3 separate regions of the Homo sapiens genome follow, and regions 1 and 2 are each linked to region 3. Evidence: chromatin contacts called from ENCODE Hi-C or POLR2A ChIA-PET data. All regions are on one chromosome and are shown on one strand. Each heading gives the region's core, a stretch centred on a gene start or an enhancer-like site at or near the end of the contact. The rest is flanking DNA. Distances are from core to core; before and after follow the strand shown.

Region 1 (2,700 bases), core at 41-2,540, 1.3 Mb before region 3:
GGATCCCAGGCCAGATGGAACAGGAAGATCCGGATACTAAAAATCAACTTGTCACCGAGACATTCCTCAACTGTTAATCAAATTGGGGCTGAGGGTGAGGGGGTGGGAATACCAAAAGGACATCAAAGGGGGTCTCACGCCCAGACTCCGCTCCGTTTCAAGGCTCTGTAATTTGGGAAGGTTGTATGCTAAATAATTTGCGAGGCTCCCAACATGCAGGTTATTGTTTGTGGACAGATGGTGCATTGCGTTTTATCGCTTTTCCTTCTGTGGGCCCTCATATGTGGGACTGATGTGTATTGTGAAGTCTTTGTCTCCTTGCTAAAATCTCTAATCTAAAACAGGCAATCAAGCACAGAGGCAGGGCTTCAGAAGGCATCATCAGAGTTTTAAAAGCAAAGAAAAAAAAATGGGGAGGGGGGAAACCAGACATCCAACTGCAGTTACGAGGCAGATGTGTTTGCAGAGAACGTGAGAGGTTATTAGGGTATTAAAAGTGGACAAATGAAAGGGATTCGGAAGCACAGAGGGAGAGAAAGGGCCACGCTGTGGCAGTGGTGGGCACCCGGGTGGTGATGCCTAGCATCACCCCTGCCTGCAGCCTCTGCCCGGGCCTCCACCTCCCCTCCAGAGACCGGGGGTCTTTGTCTCTGCAGGCGGTCATGGCCGGGCCTGGGAGGCCCCCTCTCGGATCCCAGGCTGCCCTTAAGAGTTAAATCATGTGGATATACAGGAAGGAAATGAAATAGACGAACTTGCTCCTCTTTTCTTCCTACGGATTTTTCTTTTTGATTCTGAAGATAGAATTACTGTTTGTAAGCATCTGAAAGTCATTAGAAACCCTGCAGTCTGTCAGGTGCCGACGCAAGAAACTGCTGAAACCAAACGGGTGCCTGCACCGAGGGCTGGGAATTCATCATGTGCTGATGAGCAGTTATAATAATATATGAGCAAATCACAAGCATTCTGCAAATTAATCAAATTTTTTTCCCCTTCTCCCTTGTCTCTGGGAGAGTGGCTTTGCAGGCAGACGTAGGTGAAGCAGTTTTACTCACAGATGGTCGCTCTGGCATCAGATGGAATTTATATAACAGTAATTCTGATTCTTTGCCAAAGAGGCAGCGAACACACCAGGGAGATTGTAGAAGGCAAGTCATGTGGTTTTGCTGAGGTTGTTGTGGGAAGTTTAAGGGGGGAAATCTCAAATTTTCCTCTTTGCCTTTACTGTTTTTGCCTGAAGGGCCAGAAACGGAACGCCGTTCTGCCATGGGCGAAATCCGTCACGTCTTTTCTCGCGACTTGTGCTGAAAGAGTGCTTCGCAGCTGTTGCAACTGCTGGCGGTGACAGAGCCCCAAGACTCCGGCTCCTGGCTGGCTCCTTACAAGATTTAAAGGGGAGAGGGTTCAGAAGGTGGCCACGCTGCACACTAGGAAGAGGCAGAGCTGCCTCCTCGCACGCCCACAGCGCTTACTTACCCTTCTGCTCCCTGTGGCATTGCTAAACCTATAAGGGCTTTTCTTTTGAAGTGTTTTATTAAATGAAGAGTCTAACAACCCTCACTTTAATTACACACGGGCTCCGTTTATAATTCCTCTGGATTTATTCAAGTAGTTGAAAACGATGGTGCCTGGTGATTAAGCTGATCATCTTAGTTTAGCAGCTCCAAAACCTGGGGGGGAGAGAGAGAGAGAGAGAGAGAGAGAGTGTGTGTATACGTGTGCAGCGTGGAGGTGCTACTAGTGTGTGCTTGCACATGGTCGCTTGTCCCTATGCCTCTCCGTGCTTCGGACACCCCCCACTCATTTTAAACTTCTCTCTCCCTTGAGAAACCTCATCTCGCATGGGACAAAGGGATACATGAGCTGACCCTCTTGGGTCCACACTGGATCACACCACAAGGTGCCCTTATCCCTGCTGAAGGAAGGATGATACCAAGATGGCGTGTAGACTGCATTATGCAATACAGTCCTGATGCTGTGAGGTTTTTTTCCCCCTCCCCCTGATGTAAAGCCCTGCCCATTTGTTTTGGTTTACGTGACTACAGAGAAATAAGTGGATTAGATGGAAACTTTCACATGCTTCATTGCAGCTGGGTGCGGACATCTGTCATTCCTCAGCCATATTCTGGATTATGCCAGCAAGAGGATATGCAAAGTCTGACACCTTTGATTTTAGAGAGAGCCTTTTATAGTGGGGGGAGAGAAGAGAAGAAAGGAGGCTCATTTCCTTTGTGACTTCATAAAAAAAAAAGAAAGACACCTCTCTTCTGTGTTTTATTTTATTTATTTATGTCTGCCACGTGACATTAGTGGCGCTCCAGGATGAGGGCTGAGCATTGAAAAGTTTATGCTTCCATCTTTCCTTTTTACTTTGTAATTTTCTATTGTTCACAGTACCAATTTGTTGAATTGGGCATGATAAAAAGTAGCTATTTTAAATATATCCAGTGTGCCCATCTATATGGATATATACTGTGGGTATGGATTGCGGGTGTCTGATTCCTTTATGGGAAGAGAGATGTGCGATTCTTTCTCACACATAAACTCACATTAATACAATACAACCTCACTGAATTTTGATGGAATGTGACTGCTCCCGCGACACTGTTTTTGGTGAGCTGCTCTGCAACCCATATGGCCCCCCCAACCCACTGTAGGAAATGCACTAATGTTTTTATGAAAGATGTGTGCAGGTAGTGA
Region 2 (2,700 bases), core at 191-2,690, 1.4 Mb before region 3:
AAAGTCGTTTGTTGCTGTGATCACAGGAGCTCCCAACTCATTCCACCTTCTCTAAGCCAGCTCCGATTCCTGAGGACCACCTGTGTGCCCAAGCCTGGTTGGGGCGTTTCTGGTTAATTAGGAAAGGGATCCCATACCCCAAATGCCCAGAAGAAGGAGCCAGAGGTTTAGAAGGGCCAGGCCACGGAGGAGCAGCTCAGCGAGGGTGGTCTCTGAGTGGGCAGCGGGGGCAAGGGTTGTCGGGGGACCCCCTCACACGCCTGGGTGCATTGTGCTCATGGTGGCCCCTGCCCCTGGAACTATGAATGTGGCAGTCCTGGAGGCTTCCTAGAGCCCAGCTAGATCATTCCTGGAGGGAAGGGGACAGCAGGAGCAATTGTCCCAATGCCACAGTGGGGCGATGCACAGGCGGCTGGCGCTCCCTGTCTGTTTTTGGAGAGGAAATGACACGACCTGCAGCTGGGTAGACTGCCTCTTGTCTGGTCGGGTCTCCTCCATTTCTGTTCCTCACGCGCTTCCCTAAACTGGGCATCTGGCAGGCTCAGCCGGGCAGACGTGTTCCAAGGACCACTGGCATTTGTGATGGCTGAGTCCTGTGCCTGCGGGAGGGGCGGCCCCCATCCCTCACACACTCCCTTTAGGCGGTGCCTGGCCGTGGTCAGCTTCCCCGGGGACTCAGCCTCGGTGTCCAGCCTGATGAAGAAAGAAGGGACAGGCTCCTGGAGAGTAGGGGACTGCCAGGCCACTTCCGCAGGCAGGCGGAGGGGTCCCTTGGCCTCCCTGTCCTCAGCCCCGGAGAATCCCACTCTCCTGCTGCGGGGACCTGAACTTCGGGAATCCCGAGATGGCCGCAAGAGGGCGCCCGATCCTCGCAGAAGGACAAGGCTCCACTTTCCCTAAAACCTGAAAGAAGCTTGCAGGGGGGCTGCGTGGGGTAGAGGGCACCAACTGACAAACACCCAATTTTGCTGTCTCTCAGGGTGTTCGGAGCAAGTATGGAAATAAAAACTGTTCCTATTGTTGGAAAAAATTAAAGGAGAAAAGACCTCAGGTTAACCGCTTTGTTCAATGACGTATTCATTGTGGCAATGTGCACGAATAGAGCGTCTGCTGAGTGCTAGGCTGGAGGAGTTCTATGAACTAGGGCGGACTGGATTGTTCCTGCTTCTACAGGAGGGAAGAGAACGAAGTGGGCAAAAGAGCTGAGCCCAGAGTCACACAGACTCACGCCTGCATCTGCCTCTCTCCAAAGCAGCTTTTCCCTTTCCCCTCATCCTGCCCAGGTGGGAGAGGGCGGGCCCGGGACTCACGGGCTTCTTAGCCTCTGGCGCAGCATGGCGTCTTGTGGCTAGGTGCCAGAAGCTGGCGGAAGGAGGGGTACGTGGGAGGCTTAGTGCAATGGGGGAACGAATTCCTGAGGCTCCTCTCTCCTCCCCATCCCGCCCATCCCTAGGGCCCAGCCTCAGGCTTCCTCTGAGACTCCTCCCCTCCTGCGCCGCTTCTCATTCGCTTAGTGCACTGGGATCAGCATGCCTGAGTTCGAATCCCGTCTTTTGCCCTCATTCGCTGAGTGGCCTTGGAAAACTGTGGCATTCATTTGGGCTGGGTGTTCTGCCTGTGAAATCCGTGGTCACGATGACTGCACCTGTGTAGGACGATCCTATAGATCAGATGAGAAAATCCATGCCAGGAAGGCTGTCTGTGGGATGCCCGGCCCATGGCAAGCACCTACTCAACACGGGCTGTTAATATAGTCCTTGTCATCGTTGTCTTCTCGGCCTTGCCAGGTTGGACACTGAGCTCCCCCGCAGACGGGTCTCGGGGAATGAACTGTTCACTACGAAGTCCAAAGAGAGTTTCATTTGGTTTTGTTGGGGGAGGCATTTCCCAGGCTCTTCCTCGTGGAGTCTGAGAACAGAGACAGAGGCCTTCCTTCCCCAGAGACGCCTTTCCGGACTGGCCCCTTGGTGCCTCTGTTGCCCACGCCCTTCAGGCAGGTTCTGAAGGCAGGAGCCATTCCCGGGTCCATCCCTTCAGCCCGGGAGCCTGGCTCTCTGCTGTATCCCTGCCAGGCTGTAACAGCGAGAGCACAGAGAAGGTACTCTGTCCACTCTATCAAATGGATGAATGATTGCCCATTTCATGGCCAAGAACATTCTGCTGCTCTATCCAGGCTCCTCTCCCCACCCCATTCTGCCCATCCCTAGGGCCCAGCCTCAGGCTTCCCCTGAGACTCCTCCCCTCCCCTTCTCTTTCTCATTCAATCATTCTTTCATTTTCCCGTTCACTCAATGCACGCACGTGCTTCTGCATGTGAGGCTCACCACAAGCCCTAGAGGAACAAGGATGAATGCATCATTATCCTATCTGCCAGAGGATCGCCATGGTGCAGGCCCACAGGTACCTAGGGGGTATAACTCAGCATGGGTGTTGCCCTTAGGCAAATCATCAATGACCCATGTTCAGGCTTGACATTGGGGAAGGGGTCATGTGTCCAGTCTGAAATCTGGAGGAAATTGTTAGGTGCCCGTGACATAGTTGGGGGCTTCCCAGCCAAAGGAGTAGCATGTGATGATCACTGGAAAGGTTGGCCCAGCCGGGGAGCTGAAGGGTCTGTCCTAGAGCAAATGCAGAGGGTGTGGAAGCAGTGACCAGGGACAGGCCTGGAGAGAGACTGTGGCCAGGTCACGGAGGCCTTGT
Region 3 (2,700 bases), core at 126-2,625:
AGAAACTGTAATGGTGCATTTCAAGGGATCTTTAACAAGTGACACAAACAAGAGAAGAAGCAGACAGGACCATTTAACTTCAAACTCCACCGAAGAGAGCTGAATTGTAAGCTTCCTACAGCAAGCCCGGCTGGCGGCTATGTGGCAGTCTTCATTTCTCAGCGGAAAAGCCACTCCCTTGAGACTCTCCAGGCACCCCCCAACCGCATTTTTTATCAAGTGTCTAAAAGGTAGGAGCTGTTAGAATTCTTTTCTCTATTCACAGATGATCACAGCCCTTTTTTCCCCTTTAGCTTGCAGACGCACATGTAGTTTCAAATATTAGCTAGAACTCCAGCCCTCACCAGCCCCTAATTGCTCTCTCAGGGAAGGTATCATAAACTCAGGTATGGCTGACACAGATGTAGCTTCAACTTTATGCAGGCAGGAATGCTACATCAAAGCTATTTGCAAAGTGACATAGCTAGTTGTTTAAAAGAACATTTTTATTATATTCCTTGGAATTTGCATTCTTCTAGAAACCAAGTGTATTTTTTAACACGGCCTCAGAAATGTTGGGGCAATTGACCATTCATGATGTCTGCAAAGGAAAAGCATCTAAATATTTTTCAAGCGACTTTAATAAATTTGAGTGCGTCTGTCACTACATGTAACCTGATTATTTAAATAAGTTAATATTATCACTTCTCTTTTGCCAGCTGCTGTAAGCAGTCGGCTGCTGTCATTAAGCAAAAAGGCCAAGACAATGTGAGTTTATCTGGTCCTACCTGCATTTCTACTCATCGTTGGACTGAAACAAATGGGAAAGAAAAACTTACTGACTTTTGGCGAACTACAAAGGTTAACTCTATTCATCATGGAGAAACTGATACTAAGTGCTTTCTGTCTGTCCATATATTCTAAAGATTTAGAAGGAACCTGGTAGTGTTCCTGGGAGACAGAAGACAGAGTGTTCATCTTTGCCATATGCAGAGTGTCTCTTGCAGTTTTCTCTTTACCTCACTGGCACTGCTGAAATCCTTCTTAGACTACAGAGTTTTGGAAACAAGTTTATTTTTCAATGAGTTAAAAAGCCAAAGCTTTTCTTTCTTAGGATCTTTAACTCTTTTAAGGTAAGTGGCAGGGTTTGAAGCTGCTGTTAACCGTTTGAGGAGAAGGAGCTCAATAGCTTGCAGTGATAGGAAGAGAATTCTCATCACCCAGGTTGCAATAAAACGTGCCTCTCCCGATACCAGTAAAGCCCACTCCGGAGATTTCCAGAGACTGTTGGAAGGCAGTGGAAGGTAAACCCAGAGGAAACACAAGATAAAGGCAACCAGGTGGCCTGGTTCTTAAATCTTAAAGCAACAGTTCCAAAGTTGAGAGCCCGCATTGCACTCTATTGCACAGCCTGACAGGAGAAGGGACGAGGAAGTTCAGAACCTGGCAATTGGAGTGTTTCCCAGCGCCGGGTCCCACCGCGCACCGCACCGAACAAGAAATCTTTTTCACTTTCTATAACTCATTTGCATGAATTTACTTTTTTGCCTTAAGAGGTTGTTGTAATGTGTGTTAAAACACACAGTGCAATTTTATCTCCATAATATCACAAAAGAAATATTATGTTAGTATAAAGTTAAAAAAAAATGCTGCGAGATCCTGCAGCACGGCGAGCGGCAAAGCGTTGCTCAAAAGCGCCACCCAAAGGCGGGAGGAGTGTAACGGCATTCAGGGAGGATCGTTTTTGTTAATTTCAGCAATCCGAATGTAAAAAATGACAGCGCCACGCAAGTTGACGGAGGCTTTTGATTGAATTGACTGATTGCCTCAGCTGCACCTGCGGAAAATTGATGACAATGCTGTCTAAACCATTCATTAGGATTTGAAACTTCACGCAGATGAATGCTGGATTCATAAATTTGCTAGACATGTGTTGTAGATAATATGACAAAGCACTGTTTTCAAATGAACATTTCTTTGACCTAATTTTATCAAAATCATGCAAAGGAATGAAAGAACATTTGTACCCGAACTCTTTGGAACAGCTGCAACTGAGGTCTCTCTCTCCATCTCTCCCTCTCTCTTTCTCTCTCTCTCTCTTTACCTTTTTTGTCTTTCAAATAAATTTAAATGAACTATATTGTTTGAAATATATATTCTAGTTTATTTAAATTATTTTTAGAATGGCAAAACATTTATTTTTACTTATTATGAACAATGTTACTCTCCGCCAGATGAAGGAAAATTATTTTGAGGGTTTTTTTCAAGCTCCAAATTTGCTAAATTGAACACAAGTGGTAAGTAGATTTTTCAAATAATATTAATAACGCGATCTCCACAGACATGTTGGGGGGAACCGTTTCAGTACCAACTGGACATGCATTCTGTGAGAAGTGGACTTCTTGCAGGCTTTGAAGGGAAAAGAAATTCCTGTAAAATATTGACGCTTTTGGTCAAAAATGGCGAAACCAGAAAAAAATGACATCTGTGTATATTGTATATAAGATTTCTGACTTGTTCTCGATTTTAATGTATCAAAACACTATCAATATTTAATGGAGCTTTCTCTGTGTGTCCAAGAAAGAAAAACAAGATGTCTGAGAAGGGGAAGGGAGCACCGTTTTCATACCTGGCTTGGCTTAGCTGCACGAGAGAAGAAAAGGCCGTGGCTGAATCCATCTCCAGGAGCAGCTGTCCCCCTGCACCGTTTGAATTGCGAGG

The links. Hi-C counts contacts between places; a loop is a spot of excess contacts on that map. ChIA-PET counts read pairs that join two places held with the same protein, here RNA polymerase II (POLR2A). Pooled maps may share reads with other maps.
Region 1: a loop to region 3 is called in a map of A673, with 5 times the contacts of the local background. The contact joins two enhancer-like sites. A Hi-C loop is called at or near these places in 34 of 168 maps with a recorded cell type or tissue (A673, IMR-90, Right ventricle myocardium superior and 15 more), 2 of 37 single-sample maps with no recorded cell type and 33 of 50 pooled maps. POLR2A ChIA-PET finds 5 or more read pairs at or near these places in 1 of 52 experiments (OCI-LY7).
Region 2: a map of gastrocnemius medialis shows a loop between it and region 3 (8-fold over the local background). The contact joins the promoter of ZNF536-AS1 here to the enhancer-like site in region 3. A Hi-C loop is called at or near these places in 6 of 168 maps with a recorded cell type or tissue (HepG2, IMR-90, K562 and 3 more) and 11 of 50 pooled maps.

Annotation. Positions count from the first base shown.
Region 1 is chr19:30,691,346-30,694,045 of GRCh38, forward strand. It overlaps a transcript of ZNF536 not described here. Among named protein-coding and RNA genes, the nearest start is that of ZNF536-AS1, 22 kb to the left of the region's middle. RefSeq lists enhancers at 656-1,280, 1,281-1,903. Within about 2 kb of position 1,291, at least 4 of the 41 ENCODE cell types and tissues checked have a DNase peak (open chromatin) inside an H3K27ac peak, as active enhancers do; they include ovary, where a contact is called at or near this core.
Region 2 is chr19:30,668,766-30,671,465 of GRCh38, forward strand. ZNF536-AS1 (ZNF536 antisense RNA 1) reads right to left here and starts at 1,441. Exons shown (of 2, transcript XR_007067216.1): 1 at 1-1,441. It also overlaps a transcript of ZNF536 not described here.
Region 3 is chr19:32,040,341-32,043,040 of GRCh38, forward strand. All of the region lies in intron 2 of LINC01837 (long intergenic non-protein coding RNA 1837), which reads right to left. All of the region lies in intron 3 of LINC01533 (long intergenic non-protein coding RNA 1533), which reads left to right. Among named protein-coding and RNA genes, the nearest start is that of LINC01533, 16 kb to the left of the region's middle. Within about 2 kb of position 1,376, at least 2 of the 41 ENCODE cell types and tissues checked have a DNase peak (open chromatin) inside an H3K27ac peak, as active enhancers do; they include ovary, where a contact is called at or near this core.